Regions from separate parts of the Homo sapiens genome. Here region 2 is linked to region 1. The links are chromatin loops, found by intact Hi-C in ENCODE. Cell type or tissue: endothelial cell of umbilical vein. All regions are shown on one strand. Links, peaks and the distances in the headings refer to the core of each region. The heading gives the core; the rest is flanking DNA.

Evidence for each region. Hi-C counts contacts between places; a loop is a spot of excess contacts. Peaks named below come from ENCODE experiments on the same cell type or tissue, not always from the same donor. Only the 100,000 strongest peaks of a DNase experiment are listed, where the experiment ranks them.
Region 2: it touches region 1 in a loop (16-fold over the local background); 83 of 110 quality-filtered maps call a loop at or near these places.

Annotation. Positions count from the first base shown.
Region 1 is chr3:159,609,432-159,621,019 of GRCh38, reverse strand. All of the region lies in intron 4 of IQCJ-SCHIP1 (IQCJ-SCHIP1 readthrough), which reads right to left. All of the region lies in intron 1 of SCHIP1 (schwannomin interacting protein 1), which reads right to left. Among named protein-coding and RNA genes, the nearest start is that of IQCJ-SCHIP1-AS1, 150 kb to the left of the region's middle. In endothelial cell of umbilical vein, for the core only: a CTCF peak has its summit at 4,603 (motif pointing left); a DNase peak (open chromatin) is centred at 4,559.
Region 2 is chr3:159,801,925-159,813,626 of GRCh38, reverse strand. All of the region lies in intron 4 of IQCJ-SCHIP1 (IQCJ-SCHIP1 readthrough), which reads right to left. The region is part of intron 2 of SCHIP1 (schwannomin interacting protein 1); the gene reads right to left. It overlaps LOC101928351 (a long non-coding RNA gene), which reads left to right. Exons shown (of 4, transcript XR_007096144.1): 2 at 8,699-8,916; 3 at 11,122-11,365. It also overlaps the pseudogene RNU2-31P. Among named protein-coding and RNA genes, the nearest start is that of IQCJ-SCHIP1-AS1, 39 kb to the right of the region's middle. In endothelial cell of umbilical vein, for the core only: a CTCF peak has its summit at 8,277 (motif pointing right); a DNase peak (open chromatin) is centred at 8,326; H3K27ac peaks cover 251 bases.

The DNA of each region.
Region 1 (11,588 bases), core at 1-8,000:
TTATAAAAGGCATGTTGAAATGTTATATTTTTAGATGCTTAACATATTTGTGCAAATACCAGAAAATACAAACTTAGAGCTACAATCCGACTGTCAGGCTAATTCCATGATTAGGTAGTTTAAGGGATGCCATGAGAAGAATAATTAAAACAATTTTTAAAAAAAGCCTGAAGCTATATTCAAGGAAAAGAAAAGGCTTTGCTCATGATCCTCCATGGTTCTGTTAGTTTTTCTGACATGGTCAACTGATCTCTACACCCAACAAGCCAAACACAGGCACCACATGCCCATGATCACACAGAATGTGCCCAGCACTGCACCAGGTGTGAGGACAGAACTGAGTGGGACCCAGTCCACAGCATCTGGTCTGCCTCCAATGGTGCCTTCTTACAATGTTCTGCAAAGTGTATTATTTCCCAAGAATTATAGGGTCAGTTCACTTGAAGAGTCTGGGCATGAAAAGAAAGAAGGGACATGGTTGCTATGTTACTTTACCAAACTTCTTTCCAGTCACCACAAAACTCGGATGAATGCCATTGTCTATTTCTTTATCCAGTTGAAATTGGGCTTTATGCATGTCATAGCTTCCAGATGAATCAAATCTTCAAAGGAACATGCCATTCCACAGAAGTATGCATGGCCTATCATGGAGTTCTTAGTGCCATTTTTCTTATCCTGTTTCCCATTTTCCATTTTGGACCAGAACAAAAGCTCTAATAAATATGCAACACTCAGTGGCATCAGAGATACATTTTAGTATTACAAAATTAGTAGGGCCTTGTCACACATTTTTTTATAGGGCCCTTCACATGAAGTGTTATGCTTCAAAATTAAATGAATCTCTTATATTCTGCAAGGCAGGGAGCAAGCACAGAGGGTAAGAACTCTGGGACAGTGACAGAGGCACTGGTCTATCTCCAGCTGATTCTGTGTTTCTACAGTGAATGACCTTAGAATGGGATGGGTCCTAGACTGAGTCAGTATACCTATCCATAAAATGAGATAAATGTATTTTCTACTCACCTAGGTACACTGTTGTTATGAAGGTAAATTTGATTTTATTAATGCTTTTACTACTTGGTAAAGAACTGCTTTATATACCATGGACTTCATGTTTTAGCATTCCCCCTTTCTAAGATTCTGTTTTGAAAATGATAAGGCAAATACCAAGCACTAGAAACCTCTAATATATGATGTTACACGAAGCACTGCCATTTGTTTTCTTTTTCTAGGCCAAATAAAACTAGAAAGCAAACCACAACAGTTCACTCATGCTGCAAACTTTTGGATTGCAGCCTAGATTAAAAACAATAACAACAAACAAAAAGTGTACAGTTTCCCCAGCTACAGAAATTTGTTTTATGGACTCCAATAAATTCTTGGCAAATAAATAGAAACAATCTGCAGCCTTTGTTTGGCAGAAGCCAAAGGTTATCCATTTACAGGGATGTTAAGACAGTTTTCCTCAAAAGAGATGGGTGCTGAGGTTTGAAAGGATTCTGGCTGGCAGTAGGAAAAAGCGTTTAAGCCCACTGATGCTGGTGGCTCAGTGGGGTTTCTCTTTCAGTGTCTGTTAATCCCTCTGTTTTCATAAGCAAGGGGGAACCAATGGCAATGGCTCCAGTTGCACTCCAGAGGTACAGGCTGTCAGGCATGCACGTCTGCAGCTGAAAGCACAGGGTTGGTGAGAAGCAATCTTTGGTGACACTGAAGATTTCTCTTTATTTCCAGGCATTACCAGAGAGGTTTATGAACCAGGCTGTTGAAGTGCTTCAGTCAGTTGCTCTTCATGGATGTTTTCTTTTTTTCTTTTCCATTAAAAAAGAGGAGAAAAGAAATACATTCACTTTTTAAAATCCAAAGATAAATGCTGATGGAAACTTTATTTTTTTGTATTTTCTTTCTTCTTTTTTAATTGAAGGGCTTTCCATGGTTGACTTGGTATAAATTTACAGCCCAGGCTACCAGCCCCGAAGTAAATCTACATACATATTTTATTGGAAGTCACCTTTAAAATTGCTGAAATGGTGCTGTTTACCCTGCCAAGGAATGCTGCAAAGGGAAAGAGAGGAAGAGTACTGAGGTGAGATGATGTGATTTATTTGGCCAATCAAAGGGGAAAACGGCCTAGGCCATGTGGCTTCCGGGATGCAATCAACAGCCCACCAGGAGCAGGCCCCCACACTCCCATCTCAAGCAGGACTCATGAAACAAGGGTTGCAGGTCAAAGGCTTATGGCCAGCACTCAGAGGGCTGGAGGACTTGCTGCCAGGGCCACAGTTTCCCCAACTCTATACGGAAAACAATGTTTCTGCTCCAGTGCTAACAAATGAGCAAGAACTGTGCACTGACAGTCTAAGTTTTGTTTCGTTTTGCATCTAAGAAGATGGAAAGTTGGTAGAAGGACTACTTCAAGAAAACAAAAGAGCAAGACGAATGCCACATACTTAATAGTCTCTTCATCATAGTTGAACACTTTGCACAAATTTTCTTCCGTAGATTTTCAGGGTTTCCAAGGAGCTTAATCACCCAGATCAGTTTCATAAACATAAATGTGTACATACATATGTTTTCTAAACAGTTCAGCATATGAAATAGACTCATTTCTTGTCTGTGTTCATCGTTGTTCATGCCTACAAAGGCTTTTAAATGAATAGTTTTGTAACTAAGCCAAATATACCTACCCAGCTTCTTTAAGGCCTTTCTGTAAAATTAGAAGTTAGAATTTGAGTGATAACATGGAACTGAAGAGTAAAACTTAAAAAACCTGGGAAATAGTATTTTCCTTCTCCATATAGAGCATCTCCAGTGCTTTGAGATCAGGTAGACCTCTGTTGGTCAAGTCACTTAACCACTCTGAGCCTCAGTTTCCCCATATTTAAGGTGGAAAGTACAGCATACCTACACAGGGTCATTTTGAAGATAAGATAGGATGCATAATGCAGATGTTGAGCCCAGTGAACATTCTGAGTTCACAACTTTTTGTGATATCTTGGAGCAAAACACTAAATTTTTTTTTCTGTTTTTCACATGTCCAAATTATGAGTTATTTTCTCCCTGTTCACACCCTGGATTATAATAAAGGTAAGGGGAAGGGTGAACTCTTGAAGTCATGAATGGGTATGTAGGGATGAAGGTCAAGTTTCCCCTCTGCCCGCTAAATGTTCATTGAAATGAACTGAAAGTAGACAGATCAATGGGAAGAAAATGCATAGAAAATTTATTGTTCATAAGCACGGGAGCTGTATAAAATATGAGACTCAAAGGCCTGGTGGTTGAAGCTTATATACCCTCTTCCTAGGGGGGGTAGTAAATGGTTTTCAGGAGAAATGAGTGAGCCTAAAGAATAATCATCTGGGACAAAGCTCTGAGCTCTGGGGAAGATGGTGGGAAGGTCAGGGCTGGAACTTGACTGTGAACAAAGATTGTTTTATTATGCAGATAAAATCTCCCAGGTAGTCTCTCAGAACTGCCCACAAAAGAAGAGATGAAAAGTCTATCTGAGTGTGATGAAGACTGTAAGTTTCTTCCTTTGTCTGGTGGTCAATCTTTCCTGGTTATTTAATGAGATTGTTAGGGAGGGAGTTTTAAGACAATTGCATTTCTCCTGGGAAAACTTTGCTTAATCAGATAAGGAAACTTCAGAAAAAGCTCCTTCTGGTTGCTTGCAGAAAGAAAGGGGATCGGAGAGACAGGGAGGCAGGGAAAGATCAGAAAGAGACCTTGGTTCTAAGGCTTATTTCTGAGGTCTTTAAATTCAAAACACTCAACATGCCAAAGCACCATACTCTGGGGTCTCTTTCTCTCTACCTCAACAGGTAGTTGTTAATGTTGCTTACCAGATATCTCTAGCTCTCTGTTTTCAGAGCACAGGAAAGAATTGTATTTTTTAGACCCTAGTGGTTGGATGGGACCACATGACATTTAATTGCTGGTACAAGAACCCAAAAGCATCAATGCTCTAACTCAGCATGTTGAGTAGAACTTTCTGTAATGGTGGAAATATTCCCCATCTATATTTTCCAGTAGAGTACCCATTGGCTACATGTGGCATTGAGCGCTTGCAATATGGCTAGGATAACTGAAAAATTAAATTTTTAATTTTATTGAATTTTAATTAAAATGTAAATGGCTACATGTGGCTAGGGACCACCATATTGGACAATGCAGATCTAGATGGCGGCTGTTCCAGATGGTGGCTGTTCCATTAGCCTGAATCCAGGAGTGAGGACAATGATGAGGTAAGGGAGAGCCTCAACCAACTTGCAAGGGACATGTTCCATGCATGAGAAACAAGCCTGTGTTGCTCTAATTTATTAAGGTTTTGGGGTTATTTGTGACCACAGCATGGCCTAGCCTAGGCTTTCTGATATACTATCTGAAGGAAGATATCACATTGACAGGAGTCTTCTATCAACCAATAATAAATGATTCCTCTTCTACGTGGCACTGTGTCTAGTCCTGGAGGTCCTGAAAGAAATCGTCCATGTCCCCAGCCCTCATATGGTTGATCATTTCCTTGGTAATTTCTGATATGGTTATGCTCTGTCAGAAGAGGAATAGGTCCTCTCCTCTTTCCCAGTTGGATGCAAGGGAAAGCCTCAGAATGCCATCTTGTGGCCAGGCGTGGTGGCTCATGCCAGTAATCCCAGCATTTTGGGAGGCCGAGGCAGGCGGATCACTTGAGGTCAGGAGTTCAAGACCAGCCTGGCCAACGTGGTGAAGCCCCGTCTCTACTAAAAATACAAAAAAAATTAGTTGGGCATGGTGGCACATGCCTGTAATCCCAACTACTCAGGAGGCTGAGGCAGGGGAACAAAAAACAAAACAAAACAAAAATGCTATCTTGCCCCAGAGCTTGTAAGCCCCAAACTCTACTCATAGTATTCCAGGTCAGCTCTCAGGAAAGCAGAATGTGCACTTGGCTCTCTGAGAGGACTTGTCCCCCACATTCCCATCACTGAGACTGGGAAAAGAGAAGCAACTCTAGGTTTGAAGGAGTAGGGGATGGGGTGCAGGCCTCAGATAGACTCTCTGGAGCCACAGGGCAACTGTACAGGGCACAGAGAAAGCTACATCCTAGTAAAATTAGGCACTGCTGATCATCAAGCGACCTCTCTGGATAGACAAATATGTTTTGATTTTTCCAGCACATGTACATTGAAAGCATTCATTTTGACATAGTTCTCTGTTCTTTCAAATCAATTTTTGTAATCAAATTTTCTTTCTTTGTAAATAGTACTGTCATTCACCCAAATTAGAAATCTGGGAGTCATTCTAGACTCATCGTTTCTGCATCTCCCACATTCTATTCAGTTCTGTCAGGTGAACCTTATTCCTCTTCACCCCCACACCATCTGCCAAGGTCATGACATGCTGCATGTGCTAAGCAGTTTGTACTCACACAAAGGAGCCTGGCTGAGGCAGGTAAGGGTCATCTTCAAGCCAATGGGACTTCTCAGTCCAAGGTGAGGAGGGAGGTGCCTTTTTCTAAATCCCATAAAGGTGCCAGGTAGGCCAACTGTAGCTCTCTCAATTGACTTAGTATACGCTCAACGTCTTTCACTCTAACGAAACAGTCTCCTAATCAGCCACCTGGCTGTCTTTTCCTCTACTGTTCAAGTTACAACCAGAGTGATAATTCATAAACACAAATCTGATATTAGCACTCTCCACTCTCTTGCTTAAAATCCCAAATTGCTTCCCACTCCCGTCAGAAAGTACAAACTTGTTTAAGTGTGGCCTCCAGGGCTTGGTTACCTGTCCAGCTCTTCCCTCTTCCTCACAACACTGAACATGATCTGAATGCCTTGTAGAACCCTGAACGGGACCTGTGGTTTTGGGTCTAGATATTTGTCCCTCTGTACCTTCTTCCTGGAATGCCCTTACCTCTACCCCGTTCTTGGGCTGGCTGCCTTGAAACTTTTCTTTTGAGAGTTAACCAAAGCATTGTACCTTTGAGGAAACTTTTCCTGACCACCACCAAGGAGAATTTATTCTTTCTCTTTCACATCCTCACTGAACCTACTATCACGGCACCTGTGCATTTTTAATTCTCATGTTTGTCTTCCTGTCCGAATCTCCTGGCTGTCCTGTGACCTCCTTGAGGACAGTCTGTCATGCCTTATTTCACTTCGTGTCCCTTGCACGCACCTAGCACAGTGCCTGGCTGATAGCAGGCTCTTCTTAAATATCCATTAAATAAACGAACAAAAGTCGATTCCATTTTATTTTTAGGGATCAAGTGCATAGTTTTCCAGTGAAAGTTAACAGAAATCAAAGTTATTTTAAATTTAAGCTTCCTTCTCACCTTTTCATTTAAACACAGCGGTTTAAACTACGCAATTGCCTTTCTGAACATGGTCACTTTCACAGTCTTACCAGAATTGAGAAGGGTTGAGATAGGTTAGGGATGAAGAAAACATAACTGAGTATATTGGTGTTATTCCATCACTCCTCTCACTTGATCTTCCCAAAATGCAAATGGAAAAAATAACAGCACCGTGGTTAGGTTAAAGAGATAAGGCAGCTGTGACCCACACACGGGGTGAAAAAAAACAAGATAAGGACATTAACCTAGAATTCTTAAGGTACACTGAATTCTAAATGGCTATTGTAGTCAAAAAAGAAAGGGAAACTTTAAGATGAGAAAATAAAATCCATATTAGGACACAGTATAATTTTGCCAAAGAAATTATGGCCTTTAGATTTACAGTTGCAAAGGAGTTGCCTTCCACATTAAAGAGAAAATGTATGTCTAAAGCTCTCAATTGGTTGCTGTAGAAAATAAATTTAAATTTCTGTATGCAATCATTTTCTTCCCAAAACCCACACTATTCTGGGGAGGCTGAACTCCATAGGCTTTAGAACCACACTACTTATATTCAAATCCTAGATCTGACATTTCCTAGGTGACTTTAAGCAAGTTATAGGACCTCTCTGAACCCTAGATTCCTCATCTGTAAAGTGGAGATAATAATGGCACCTACCCCATAAGGTTTTAGTACAGGTTAAATACGTATGCGCTTAGAACAGCGAGTGTGTCAGTAAATGTTAATATACATTATTGTTATTAATTGAAGACTGTAATAATTTATATATGCCAAGGAACACAACCTCGATGATCTCTGAGACAAATGATTCTGAATGAAATCCAAGTTTTTGTTGGAATGCTTTGTTTTATGTAATCAAATATATACATAGATAAATGAGCAAAAATGATCACATCTGCATGTTAACTTCTTTTTGAGGACCTATAGTTCCTCTAGCCTGGGAATGGGAGGACTAGCCAGTAGCTATCTGAACCAAGATCACCATCCTTTCATAGTAGATCTTGTTGGCTTCTCTAGCCAGATGGTTTGCTGCACAACAGTGGCTTTTGAATGAGTGCCCTGCATATTTTGCTATGGGCTGTCAGGATGCATCTTAAGTTCAACCCGTAGGTCATAAAATCACCTTAACAGGAAATTGTAATTAGTGAAAATGCCTTCAAACAGGAATATTTTAAACAATGTTTGAAGTTTTAAGTGAGATCAGATATACATAACAAAATTAGAGAAAACAAATTTTGACAAAATAAATTCATAAACCTATTGATTATTTACTTGACTCAATTTTACATTGGTTGATTGTTTTTATATTGCCATAATGTGCTTTATTATCTTATGATTGCTCTGAATGAAGTGTCTACTTCAATATTGAAATATTCTGTCTGGCCAGTAACATAAGACATAAAAAAATCAGATTTTGAGGACTTAAACCTCAGACTCAATTATTCATATAGATTCAAGGGTGTCTCTCATATTCTATCTTGCAGAATTTCAAAAATGAAAAATGAAGATTTTTGTCTTGGTTTATACAGTAAATCAATTTTTTTGTTATTTATCAGAGTGACAAAGTGTTTTCATTGCTTTAACTCTGTCATTTATATGAGTAATTGTCTAAGTCTTCATATTATGTGACCAAAAATGACATGTTGCCTGTGTTTATTTCTGACTGACTTTCATGATCTCTTTCCATTTACAATGACTTGGAAGTTAGTTTTAAAAATTGTTAAAGAATTTAATACTTATCTACCTCATCATATAATTATAGAAACACAATAAACTACATCTGGCTAATCATCTGATTAAATAAGGGAAAAATAATCTATCTCAACATCTTCATCTGAAAGAGATGAAAACTCCAGTCCAAGGAAGAGATTTTCCTGGCTAAGGAAATAATTTTTAGACTTTCAGATATCTGAAGTCTTTGGTAAAGGATTTTTAGTGTCGAGACACAGTCTCGCTCTTGTCACCCAGGCTGGAGTGCAATGGCGTGATCTCGGCTCACTGCAACCTCCGCCTCCCCGGTTCAAGCAATTCTCCTGCCTCAGCCTCCTGAGTAGCTGGGATTACAGGTGCCCGCCACCACACCTGGCTAATTTTTCTACTTTTAGTAGAGACGGAGTTTCGCCATGTTGGCCATGCTGGTCTTGAACTCCTGACCTCAGGTAATCTGCCCTCCTTGGCCTCGCAAAATGCTGAGATTACAGGAGTGAGCCACCGCGCATGTCCGAACAATTCTTAATATAAATATTTCAGTCAGAATTATGCCAACATTGAATTATTTGGTTCAACAAAGTATTTTCTGGAGTGAAAACCTCTAGGCCAGTTTAATTTCCTGATTAATTTTCTATAGAGTGCATTTAATGGTTTTTAATATTTTTCCCTTACCATTTTTATTTTACTAAAATTATTTTCACCAGGATCAATTCTTTTCGTTTAAATTTTATATCAGTATTCATTTTTGTCATTGATATCTTAAAAAATGATTATAGCTTTGGTCATCATGAGTTTTTCTCTTATGGCCATTATTTCTGCAAAGTACAGTTTTTTTGAGTCAGTTTTTTCCTAACTAAATTTTCTCAAGAATATTTTATATTTTCACTAATTTTTAGTTAATAAGTTTTATTGGGTACAGTTTTAATGCCTGTAAAGTTTTGATTTTAACAGCAATATTAATCATTCTTACCTGGAATAATTAATAATGAATTTTATAAATTATAATTTCCACTTATGAGAAAAATTATATGGAATTTTATAAGAGAGAGGGAGATTGAGAAATACACAGGGGGTCAAGGAGAAAGACACCGAGGAGAGGAGTGGAGTGAATGACACTGAAACCCAGCAATACAGGTGGGGTCAGAAGCAGAGGGTCTTCTGGTGTATTTGATGGGCATCTTCTTCAGTTCACTGCAGTTCACTCTTGGGGTCAATTTACTCATATGTAAAAAATTAGAGTGGGTTTACCTATGCTATTTTGGGAAAATAATGGCAGAGCTCTTTTTTTGTTAAGTTCTGGGATACATGTGCAGAACATACAGGTTTGTTACATGGGTATATATGTGCCATGGTGGGTTCCTGCACCCATCAACCCGTCATCTAGGTTTTAAGCCCTGCATACATTAGGTATTTGTCCTAATGTTCTCCCTCCCCTTCCCCCCCACCCCCCAACACGCCCTGGTGTATGATGTTGCCCTCTCTGTGTCCATGTGTTCTCACTGTTCAACTCCCACTTATGAGTGAGAACATGCAGTGTTTGGTTTTCTGTTCCTGTGTTAGTTTGCTGAGAATGATGGTTTCCAGCTCCATCCATGTCCCTACAAAGGACATGACTTCATTCTTTTTTATGGCTGCATAGTATTGCAAGAGCTCGTATTTTTAATCAGCTGCACCATGAGTGTGTCCTACAACTTCTCAACTATCTCATCTCTGACATTCATAAGAACTGGAATCATAAGCCTGGCTCCCCGGACTTGACTGTGCTAAAGGAGTTGAGTTAATTTTCTAGAAGTTCATGAAATTATCTACACAGAGTTTGTAATAGGAAGAAGCATTTTGCTTCTGAATTATATTTCTGCCCTGCCTGTATTGGCTTTATACCACAGAGTCCATGGCCAAGTCGCCTAACTGCTTGAACCTATTTCTTCTTCTGTATCTGGAGATAATATTCTTATTTTGCCTGCTTCTTAGAGTTATTAAGAGGGTAAAATGTCATAATAAATATGGAATTATTTTTAAATCTGTGAACTGCTAGATAAAAATAAGATATTATCACGTATGGAGGTTGAGTTTCGAAACACAAATACACCTGTCATGGAAGGTTAATTTGATTTTCAAACTCTTCCTCTGGATGTTTCATTGAGCTCTTCACTGAAAAATGACCAGAATTTTATATCTCCATGTTACAGCACAATTAAACCATCTTCCATGCAAGCTCTGAAGAGCAATAGAGATTTTTTAATACCATTCTATACCAGACCTCTGGTCCAAGCAAAAGACGATTTCACGCTAATGATAGCAGGGAGCAATATAACCAGTTTTCCAGCTTTACAAGAATATTGTCAATAGATTTTGTTTCAAACTCCAAAGGGTAGGTGTTTGATGTGGCAAAGGAAAGAGAGATACCCTAATGAAAACAGAGGGAGGTAGGAAGTCTTTGGAGACTTCCACTGCAAGGGTCTTTGAACCACATTTGGCATTCAAAGTGAGAAAACAAACTGAGCTTTGAAAAGAACAAGACAAATACAATATTGAATCCGACTTGGAAAAAAACCAAATAGGTCAGTGACAGAACATCACCCCCCACAAAATCTCGGATTCATGCCTGGAAAATGAATAAGTGAATAGGTAGGTAACTCCTCATTTTCCAGGGCTGTCAGTCAACGGTTCCTATCAGTTCCACCTCTGAAATGTATTTTATATCGTTTGCTGCTATTTACCACTGACTCCACCTCCATCCCATGTCATCTCTCATCTAGGGGGAAGTTGGGTGCAGAGGAGAGAACACTAGCTTTAGAGACAGACAAACTTAGATTTGAATTCCAACTTTGCCACTCAACCAGCTGTGAGACCCTGAGCATTTCTATCAAATCTGTCTGAGCATGGGATTCCTCATCTGTAAAATGGTAATAATATCATCTTTACAAGTTATGAGGATTAAATGAGACAATGCTTAGCAAAATAATGCTTAGTATAGTATGTGGCATAGGGCAGGCAGCCCCTCGTAGCATAGGTCCTTCCACTCCTGTCTTTCCATTTCATCGTTTCCCATCAATTCTTGCTTTCCATAATGCATGTCTGATTAGGTCATTTCCCTCTCTGCTTGCTGTGGTTTTCCATCGCTTAGCAAATAAATTCTAAATTCCAGAATGTAATCATATCAGTGCTGTAAAAAAAAAATACCTAAAATACAGTTGCTTAAATAGGACAGATGTTTATCTCTCACATAACACTCAGAGGCGAGTCGTCCAGGGCTCGTAGGGCAACTCTGCTATCTCCAGGTTTTAAGCGGCTGCTTCTGTTGGTTCCATCTCCCACCTAGTGGGAAGGGACAGGGCTGGAGGAACTCATATCAGGCTCTTTAGGGGGCACATTCTGAAAGTGGCACTTATCACTTACAATCTTTTTGGTTGAACCTTAGTCACGAGGCCACATCAAGCTGCCAGGAAGGCCAACGAGAAATACTTCAGCTAAGCGGCCACACACTCAGCTAAAACACAGGAGTTACTTCATTAAAGAAAAGGATCCTGGATATTTACAAACAAC
Region 2 (11,702 bases), core at 3,703-11,702, 190 kb before region 1:
AGCCTCGAACTCCTGGCCTCAAGTGATCCTCCCACCTCAGCCTCCTGAGTAGCTGGGACCACAGGAGCACATCACACATGGCAAATTTTTAAAACTTTTGTAGAGACGGGGTCTCCCCAGGTTGCCCAGGCTGGTCTCAGACTCCTGGGCTTAGGAGATCCTCCTGCCTCCTGGGCTCAAGAGATCCTTCCTAAGTGCTGGGGTTACAGGTGTGAGCTACTGCACTCAGCAATCACAGAACTGCCACTTATGGACGTATACAATTACAAACATCACTTAATTTCTGTGAATCTTAGTTTCATGATTTACAATACGGGAATTTTAAAAAGCCCTATTTTACCCAAGCTCCAGTGTTACTGTGAGAATAATAAGATGGTGAATTGAAAATGCTTTGTAAAGTAAAAAAAAACTAGAGCCAGTGTTTCACAATAGTGAGTACAAAATAGATAGCTGCTATGGTTTGAATATGGTCAGCTCCCTCCAAAACTCATGTTGAAGCTTGGTCCCCAACGTAATGGTGTTGAGAGGTGGTGGAACCTTTAAGAGGCATTTGGTTGAGGAATCCACCCTCAGAAAGGGATTAATACCATCTCTTAGTCACTGAGAGAGCAGGCTGTTATAAAGCAAGGCTGCCTCTCATGTTTTGTCCCTTTCTGCACACTCCTGCTTTCCCTTCTGGTTCTCGGCCTTTCTCTGCCATGTTGTGATACAGCATAAAGCCCTCACCTGAAGCTGAGAAGATGCCAGCACCATGCTTCTTGGACTTCCCAGCCTCTGGAATTGTGAACCAGACAAACCTCTTTTCCTTATAAATTACCCAGTCTCTCAGGTATTCGGTTATGGCAACAGAAAATGAACTAAGACAACACCTATTAAAGGAAAAAAATATTGAGCCAATACATGTAAAACTAGGTGTAAATTCCTTTTGCTAATAACACTTATACAAATCCAAGTGAATTTACAAAATATAAACAAAAATAGAATACAATTAATTTCAATTAACAATACTGATTATTGTGCCATGTGACGTTGTTTTATTGGCTTATATACATACGGTACTGACTGTAAGGACAAGGTTCATTTGGACTGGATATGCACGCCATGTAATAATTCGGTTTTCTCCATTGTTTCCACTGTGAAACTGTTCGTTTACACAATGCACCATTTGGCCTTAACATAGAAATATCATTTATGTATATTAAGTACACCTCCACTTGTTTAAATTTTCCATTTTATTTGGTGATAAGAATATGTATCATGAGTTCAATTTGGCCTTATGTATCAGAAAGTCCATATAACAGTGACTTGAAAAATTAGGAACAAAAGAAGTGCAAGACTTATACACTGAAAACTACAGGCCGGGCGCGATGGCTCACACCTGTAATCCCAGCACTTTCGGAGGCCAAGGTGGGTGGATCACTTGAGGCCAGTAGTTCGAGACCAGCCTGGCCAACATGGTGAAACCCCGTCTCTACTAAAAATACAAAAATTAGCCAGGCATGGTAGCACGTGTCTGTAATCCCAGCTACTCAGGAGGCTGAGGCACGAGAATCGCTTGAGCCTAGGAGGCAGGGTTACAGTGAGCCGAGATCACACCACTGCACTTCAGCCTGGGCAACAGAGCAAGACTCTGCCAAAAAAAAAAACAAAAACAAAAACAAAAAAAACTACAAAACATTGCTAAGAGAAATTATAAGAAGAAAGATCTAAATAAAGGAATTGGAAGACTCAGTATTATTAAAATAGCAATGCCCCTCAACGTGATCTATAGATTCAACATAATTCCTATAAAAATTCCAGCAGGCTTTTGGGCAGGAATTGACAAGCTGATCCTAAAATGTATATGGAAATGCAAAGGACCTAGAAAAGCAAAAACAATCTTAAAAAAGAACAAAGTTGGAAAACTTAAGACTTCCCAATTTTAAAACTTACTATAAAGCTACATTAATTAAGACTGTGTGGTACTGGCATAAGGGTAGACATGTAGATCAATGGAACAGAATTGAGAGTCTAGAAATAAAACTTTACATTTATAGTCCATTGATTTTTTGACAAAGGTGCCAAGGTAATTCAATGGGGAAAGGACAGTCTTTTCAACAGATGGTGCTGGGACAACTGGATATCTGCATGCAGAAAGATGAATTTAGATACCTCACACTATACACAAAAATGAACTCAAAATGAATCATATGCCAAATGTAAAAGCTAAAACTATAAAACTTGTAGAAGAAAGCAGAAGATCTTTGCAACCTTAAGTTAGACAAAGAGTTCTTAAACACAACAGCAACAGCATAATCCATGAAAGGAAAAACTGAAAAAATTGACTTCATCAAAATTAAAAACTTTTGTGCTTCAAGAAACATCAGTAAGAAAATGAAAAGCAAGCCACAGTCTGGGAGAAAATATACACAAATACTATTTCTGGTAAAGGATTTGTATCCAGAATATATAAAAATCACTTGTAAGTTAATAATAAGACAAGCCAATTAAAAATGGGCAACAGTTGAATAGGTATTTCACCAAAGAAATATGAATGGCTAATAAGCATTTGAAAAGGTGCTCAACATCATTAGTCGTGAGGTAAATGAAAATTAAAACTACAAGGAGATGCTATTATACTTCGTGCCCAGTAGAAGGAATATAATAAAAAGACAAAATAATTTTTGATAAGAATATGAAAAAACCGTAAGCCTCATACATTGCCGATGGGAATATAAGATAGTGTGCTTACTTTGGAAAACAGTTTGGCAGTTTCTTATAAAATGAAACATAAATTTACCATATGATCTTGCAATTCCTCTCCTGAGAATCTACCCAAGAGAAATGGAAACATACATCTACACAAAGATGTATATGTATTCATGCAACATTATTCATAAGGTCTAAAAAGTGAAGACAATCCACATGTCCATCAACTGGTAAATGGACGACCAAAATATAATACGGCCATACAATAGAATATTATTCAGCAACAAGAAGGAACTACTGTTATGTGCTACAGCATGGAAGACTATCAAAAACAATATGTTAAGTGAAAGAAGCCAGATGTAAAAGATTGGATATTCTATGATCCCATTTATATGAAATGTTCAGAAAAGGCAGATTTATAAAGACAGTGGATCGGTGGTTGCCTTGGCCTGGTAGTAGGAATGAGGATAGACTGCCAATGAGCAAGAGGAATGTTTTGGGAATAACAGAAAGGTTCTACATTTGGTTGTGGGGATGTTTGAACAAAACTATGCTTACTAAAAATCACTGTGCATTTAAAACAGGTGAATTTGAGGCCGGGCGTGGTGGCTCATGCCTATAATCCCAGCACTTTGAGGGGCCGAGGTGGGCAGATCACGAGGTCAGGAGTTCAAGACTAGCCTGGCCAACATAGTGAAACCCACTCTCTATTAAAAATACAAAAAATTAGCTGGGCGTGGTGGCACCTGCCTGTAATCCCAGCTACTCGGGAGGCCGAGGCAGGAGAATCACTTGAACCCGGGAGGCGGAGGTTGCAGTGAGCTGAGATCACGCCACTGCACTCCAGCCTGGGCGACAGTGCGAGACTCCGTCTCAAAACAACAACAACAACAAAAAAGGTGAATTTTACGGTATGTAAATTATATCCCTTTGGTTTATTTTTTTGAGACAGGGTTTCATTCTGCCACCCAGGCTGGAACTCAGTGGTGCAATCTCGGCTGACTGCAACCTATGCCTCCTGGGCTCAAGCGATACTCCTGCTTCAGCCTCCCAAATAGCTGGGACTACATTTGCATGCCCCAGCTAATTTTTGTATTTTTTGTAGAGACAGGGTTTCACCATGTTGCCCAGGCTGGTCTCGAACTCCTGGGCTCAAATGATCCACCTGCCTCGGCTTCCCAAAGTGCTAGGATTACAGGCATGAGCCACTGCACCTGGCTATAAATCATATGTTAATAAAGCTATTTTAAAAATTAGCTTCTTTTTTTTTTTTTTTTTGAGATGGAGTTTTGCTCTCATTGCCCAGGCTGGAGTACAATGGCGCCATCTCGGCTTACCTGATGGTGGGAACATAAATTAGTTCAACCATTGTGGAAGACAGTGTGGCAATTCCTCAAGGATCTAGAACTAGAAATACCATTTGATCCAGCCATCCCATTACTGGGTATATACCCAAAGGATTACAAATCATACTACTATAAATGCACATGTATGTTTATTGTGGCACTATTCACAATAGCAAAGACTTGGAACCAACCCAAATGTCCATCAATGATAGACTGGATTAAGAAAATGTGGCACATACACACCATGGAATACTATGCAGCCATAAAAAAGGATGAGTTCATGTCCTTTGCAGGGACATGGACGAAACTTGGAACCATCATTCTAAGCAAACTATCACAAGGACAGAAAACTAAACACTGCTTGTTCTCACTCATCAGTGGTAGTTGAACAATGAGAACACATGGACACAGGGCAGGGAACATCACACACTGGGGCCTGTTGCGGGGGGTTGGGGGCTGGGGGAGGGATAGCATTAGGAGAATACCTAATGTAAATGATGAGTTGATGGATGCAGAAAAGCAACATGGCACATGTATACCTATGTAACAAACCTGCATGTTGTGCACATGCACCCTAGAACTTAAAGTATAATAAAAAAAAAAAAAAGAAAGAAAAAAAAAGTTTCTTTTTTTTTGAGACGGAGTTTCACTCTCATTGCCCAGGCTAGAATGCAATGGCGCCATCTCAGCTCACTGCAACCTCTGTCTCCCAGGTTCATGCCATTCACCTGCCTCAGCTTCCCGAGTAACTGGAATTACAGGCATGTGCCAATACGCCCAGCTAATTTTGTATTTTTAGTAGAGGGGGGTAATTAGCTTATTTTTTGTATATAATGAAGTGTCTGCAGACAGCCACACCCTGGGCTGGTATAATGAGGGGTTTTTTGTAGTCATTAGAGACCCAGACTCCTTATATCTTTGCCTCCACCACGCTAGTATGTGTTCTTGCCCTCATGGTCATATCTCACCTTCCTTCCTGGCTAGATGAGGAGAAAGACTGGAGAGTGAGAAAGACATTGACCATTGCTTCTTGACCTTTTGTCTGAGATCAAATGTAGCACCTGCTCTTACCAGCTTAATACCTGATATGTCCTCTATCTATCTTAAAAGTCAGCCACTTTAAGGATCTTTCTGGGAAGCCCCATCTAATAGCTCAGATATCATGAGCTAAAACCTTGCCACATGAACATTTGTAACTGCAAGGGAGTCTGAGAAGCATAGGACTATTGCTGATTCCAGGCAAATTAGGGTTCTGTTAGTAAGGTAGAGGGGAAGAATGGATATTGGGTAAATTAGCTTGAAATCTCTGGGGGTTGAGAAACAGTTTTTGGTGTCAATGTAAACACAGATAGAACCAGCATTACTTATATCACAGAGCAGTCCTTGCTTATAAGGTGATGAACCAGAATATGCTTAATATTAATGGGTTCTTATCAAAATAAAAACAAAACAATTGAATTTTTAGTGAAAGCATAAGGGCTCCAGAGAAGCTATCTCTTACTCTGTTGAGAAACACTAAGCTGAACAAATGTTCCTTGTTGTTTGTATTTTTATTTCTAAGACAACAACTTGAGGGCTGAGCCATTTGGTATAGTAAGAAGAACAGGGCTCTTGAGTTAGAAACATCTGGATTTAAAAATTGGCCACACTGTTTAGCTATGCTTTGGGCACACTGCATAACTTAGCTAGGCCTCAATTTCCTCCTCTGTACAAGAGAAGTAGTACCTGCCTTACAGGGTTATTGGGAGGACTTAAGAAGGCAGCAGGTGTAAACACTTGCCTGTGTGTTTGCTTCTCTCCTTCACAACTCACACTGCAGTGACACAGCCCTGTCTCATGCACCAGCAAAGAACAAGTCCTCATTTTTTTCTTGGCAAAATTAAACAGCTGTCCAGCTGTATTTTCCCCACATTTCTCATGCTGAGAATTTTTCCCAAGAGAATTTTCCTACTTAGAGATCATCTATTCAGCACACACACACAAACACACACATAAATTATGATGTGGGGCAGAGGTAGCAAAACAAACAAAACCCACTGAAGATAAAATTAACACATGGAGAACAAAATTCTAAAAATACTCTTATTTTTGTACCCAAAGTTTTGTAATCTTCCTAACAGCTAATCTTTTTACAGAATCAGAGAGATTATGTACTTGGCACATTAAGAAAGGTAGGTGCCTTGTCAAGTGCTTGTGAAAGCAGGTGTGCAGGTGAGTTGGCTGGCATGAACCCCAGGTCATCCATTACTTGCCCGTTTATTCATACATCAGTGTGACTAAGCCAGCGTGGAGCCTCTTCCATCCACTTTCTCCCCGAAGCACAAATACAGGTTAAAACAGGGGACTGTTCAAATGGGTGGACTATGATAGACTTACAACTCTTAAGTGGTTTGCAACTTTAGTAGCTTTTAAAAGTCTCTGTTAAACACTGACTGAACAAAATCCTTATTTCTGCAAGAAGGCGATGTATCCCAAAGAAGGACTCTGAAGCAAAATTGTGAAATCTGTCAACTGAAATGTAGAACTAATATTTATTATCTATGTTTATTCTCTACAAAGTAACAAAATTGTAATAATGACAATCTTGATAACACATAGCATTTAGTTTACATAATTAAGAGACAAGTGCAGGCTGGCAAAACTGATACAATACTTTAGGGCACAATGTTACAGTGTGGTTTTCCAGTCACTCCTTTTCAATGATTGATTTTTTTCCCTATCCCATGACCTACCTGACCGCTATGATACTTATCTGCCCATTTTTCTCCTCCTCTGTGAAAAGGGGAAAAGAAAGATGGTGCATGCCTCCACTCCAGAGCAGGTCTTACAGGCACCACGCGAGTGGAGGGCCCTGCTCAGGAAGCCCCGCAGCTTCTCCAGTGTGAGCAGCAGCCCTGCCTGCCAAGACTGAACAGCTGTCAGGATTTCTACAGCTGTGGCTGCTGCTGTTCCCCAGAACTCGCCTTCAGCTCCCAGATTGAGAAATCCTCTCTGTCCTTTGGTGCCCTCCACAGCTAATGGCAGTTAACTTCTAATATTGGGTTTGTGCAAAGTTTCTCCAATCCTGAAAGCTGCCACATTTCACGCTTGAATTACAAGTCAATTAAGAGCAAAACAAAACAAAAACCTATTCTTTCTTGTCTTGAGTCATTCTATATTATAATTACCATGTTGTTGCCTTTCCTCTCTCTTCCTAACCCAAATCATGAAGCACAGGAGAAGTCCTGTTACCTGCCACATACAGACCAAAGAAGAACCCATTCTAACACAGCTTTGCCTACTGCTCAAAGAATTCACAGTAGCAATGTTGATCTGCTTATAATAAAAAATTCTGCTTTCTCTACTGACCAGATAGTGGGTATTCCACAACACAAAAGCAGCTGCTTAGATGTGTATTTGGGGTTGTTGGAATATTTTCCCATTCGTATAACATGCAGCTTCAAAACACAATTGATTGCTTAGTTGTCCTATTAGGAATACAATTGGCCAGGCGCGGTGGCTCACGCCTGTAATCCAGTACTTTGGGAGGCCGAGGCGGGTGGATCACCTGAGGTCAGGAGTTTGACACTAGCCTGGCCAACTTGGTGAAACTCCATCTGTACTAAAAATACAAAAATTAGCTGGGTGTGGGTGGCAGGCACCTCTAGTCCCAGCTACTCGGGACGCTGAGGCAGGAGAATTGCTCGAACCTGGGAGGCGGAGGTTGCAGTGAGCCGAGATCGCTCCACTGCATTCCAGCCTGGGTGACAGAGCGAGACTCCCTCTCAAAAAAAAAAAAAAAAAAGGAGTACAATTAAGCTGGTAGAGCTGATATTTATAAGAGAAAGCCATGGCTATGGAAGGGGAGAGGAAAGGAGAGCTGAACAACAGTTGGGTCTTTCGTTTACTCATACAAGTGTTTACTAAGCATGCAGGAGTTCAAGGTGAGGAGCTGGGTGTTTTGCACTTAGGCCCCACCCTCAAAAAGCACACCCTCTGTCTAGAGAGAAAGACACACTGTGGATGACAATTTACAGGTGTGAAAAGGACTACAGAGAGTGTTCTGAGGTTGCTGATCAGCAAGGTGAGGGAGGCCTAAGTCTTACAGTGTCTTTGGAAGACTTTCAATTAAACTCACTTACTCATTAAAGTACTTCTAAAGGTTTTAATTTGCTTACAACCTCCTTGTGTGTGTGAGTGTGTCACAGCCGCTGTGATTCTCATGAGAGGTAAACCCATGCCTCTGGATTCTAGAGCCGATGCTTTCCTCAGACACTAGGGGTCAGCAGCTTCCAAGAGTTGTGAGTCAGGCTAGGAGCCCCAGTTCCTTGGGTGCTGCTAGGAGTGGGTTGGAGCTGATTCTCAGAACAGCAGGAGTCTAATAGGCACTGTAGTTGCTCTTCCAACACCACTCTCCTTCTTTTAGTAACTACCTTAACTTTTATTTGAGCACCTTCAATTCCTCCTGCAAAGCCCAGGTGCTTGGGGGAAGTTGATCAGGTGGTAGGGCTTGTGGCTCATTATCCCATCCCCTGGCTCCACTTACGGGTTCAAGGATAAACACCACACCCTATTTGGGCCAATGAGATTGAGGAGAAATCTGCTGAGGATGACTGGGAAAATAGTTCCTGGCTCTTTTGAGAGAGTTCTTGGAAGTGACCATTTCTTTTTCTCCCTCTCCCTAGACAGTGATGAATAAACTCAAAGGAAAGGAAAATCATTTGGCAACCGGAAGGTGTGGGAGGATAGCTGTAAATGAAACTGACGGCAAAAAACAGAGCAGAGAAGTTTAAAGAAAAAAAATAACAGCATTCCTGGTGATGCCCCATTGGGCCAATGAAACAAACACATTCTGAAGCCTTTCCTAACCAGGAGCCAACCAATCTCATCACTGTGAAGCCAGGTTAGTTTGGTTTTCCATGATTTTCATCTGACTGAAGGCATCTCAAGTATACACCGAGGGGACAAAGGCAAGCTTTGGAAAATGTGGTAGCAAGTGATCTGCAAGCTACTATTTAATAAACTTTATGCCAGCTCACCCTACCCTGCAGACATCACAGCAGCAAATAAATGAGAGGGAGGGGACCCAGAATGCTTAACTGGGGAAGAAAAACTGAGGAAGACATTGTATACTCATGGCCTGCCTCTTTTCCAGTTGGCTGAGAAGCCCTTTTTATTAATTTGTTCCATTTCCTTACCATGTCCTTAGCAGTGGAGATATATTTTTTGGAAATGTATTGATCACAATTATATTTCCTTACACTGGGAGGACAAGGAGGCTCCCTGCAACAGACCTTTGAAAGTAATGAACTGACAGAGAGAACAGGCCTCCAGTTCCAGCTCTCTGCTACCAATCTCCCTCACCTGCTCAGCCCAAATCAGTCTCTAAATACTCAGAGCTCTAAAAGAGTGGGATTTCCTATAGTTCATTGTGGGGTTTTACCTCTAACTCAGTAAAGAATCACTGAGAGGGTGAAGGGAGCCCTATTACAACTGCAGGGACCAGGGAAAGTTGACTTGACCTCTCTGCTTTCCTTAGGTCATTATACAAAAAAGAAACATCAAAAGGGTCATTGTACTATTTTTCAAAGGTGTGAGGCCATCGTGATGCAGGGTATGGATTTGGGAGTCCAACAGATCTAAGTTTAAATCTTGGCACATCTCCTTACTAGTTGTGTGACTTTGTTTCTGAGCTTCTAAATCTGTAAAATGGGAATGGATAAAGCCTACCATTCAGGCTGCTCTGAAGCTTAAGTGAAATATACATGTAATTGGTTTGGCATTTAAAAAATTGTTGCTAGAATTATTATTTCAGTATTCCCCTGGACGAAGGAACGCTGTGACAGAAGAAAACAGAGAAGTAGCCAGGTCCCTAAACATTCCCAATGTATACATACACTTCCCTGGGTGCATGCCAATGAAAGCAGCACAAGAACTTTGAAATTCAACCCCCACATGCAGGGTCTGTATCTACGTTAGAGAGTTCAGACTTTCTAATGGAAGTCACAAGCTTCTGAAGTAACTGCAGGTTTGGACTTAGTGCATGATCTAATTCCTTAGGTAGGTCTTATTTGTAGTGAAGCAGTGTGCAAAGGAGCTGCTCAAAAAAATAAAGGATATGGTTATCTTTGCCTTTCTTTTTAAAGATGTGGGCTCCTAACAATTTTTATCATTCACTGAAAAACAGGTGCTCAGAGTTAAAGTTTAGGACTTACACCCACACGTCTGTTCTAGAATTCCTATCCTAGGCAAAGGACTTGGTAGGTATTCTGGAATAGAGGCTGGAATGGAAGTAATCTTTCTATGTTGCATGGTTAACTCGTTTTCATTGATTCTTTCTATGGGATACTTTATTAGTCTTTCCCCAATATATTTTCTCCTTTTTCCTTATTGATAGAACTCCCCCTGCCCTTTGCAACACACACACACACACACATACACACCTTTTAGCTGGGCATATGGATGCTTAGGATAAGAATACATTCTCCAGCCTCTCTTGCAGCATGTGTGTGAGGTCACAACCATGTGACTAAATTCCGGCTAACTGAATTTAAGCAGAGGTGTCACGTGTGACTTCTGGGAAGTGTCCTTAAAGGAAAGGAGATGTGTTCTTCTTCTTCCCTTTCTCCTTCCTACAGTCAATTACAACACAATAGCAGGTCTTTAAGGAGCCAACTTGGACCATGAGGCAGAAAGCCATGTATTGAGGATGAGCAGGATTGAAAAAAGAAAAAACCTTCAGTCATCTTGAACCTGCCTTAAGACTCCTGACCTCCACACTTCTTTTACATGCATGAGAAATAAGCTACTATCCTTTCTGAAGTCCTAGCATTTTAGATTTTCTGTCACTTACACCTAAACCTAATCCAAACTGATACTTTGCTATATCCACTGTTTATGTTTTCTCTATTCATCATCACGACAAGCCACTTACAAATGGAGTATGGATTCATCAGTCATTCCCATCATACTCCCAAAATCCCACTCACAACCTCCAGAATGAATTCCACCCACAGTATAACATCAGAAAGGTCACCTCTCAGACATGGAAAGAAATAGAATTCTTTTTTTTAAAATCAGGCACAAAACCCTTTTGTTTATTTTACAGAAAACCCTATCTATTGAAGATGACTGCTTTCTTCTACTGTAGCTGGCAATTTTATGAAATGAAGAAAATTTGCTCTAGTTGCAAGTGACACACACCTCTTAAATGTCTGCTATCAATTAAAAGTAAAATACTGGTTACTTGCAACTATCAATTAGATACAATGCACTCCAGGAGATCAGGAGCCTTGGCATTCAGACATAGGAGCATTTTTTTGGCTTTGCCATTTACTTGCAATGTGACCTTGGTAAGTGACTTAACCTCTTTTTCAGTTTCTTTATCTATAAAATGAAACCTCATACAGTACCTGCCAAAAAATAAAAATAAATAAATAAGCTAATATGGACAATGCACCCAGCACATAAAGGTGTTACAATAACAAAAGGCCCTCTTTGTTCTTTTGTTTTTTATTGGTATAAATGAAAGGTTATGGATTTTAAGTCCATAGACCTGTGATTTAATAAGGTTTAGTCTCTAAAATTGACTAATTTTATAACCATGGTGGCCTTAACTTCCTTAAGACTTAGTTTCTTCAACTGTCAATCACACTTATAATGACAATAGTGATATTATTAATTGTAGCA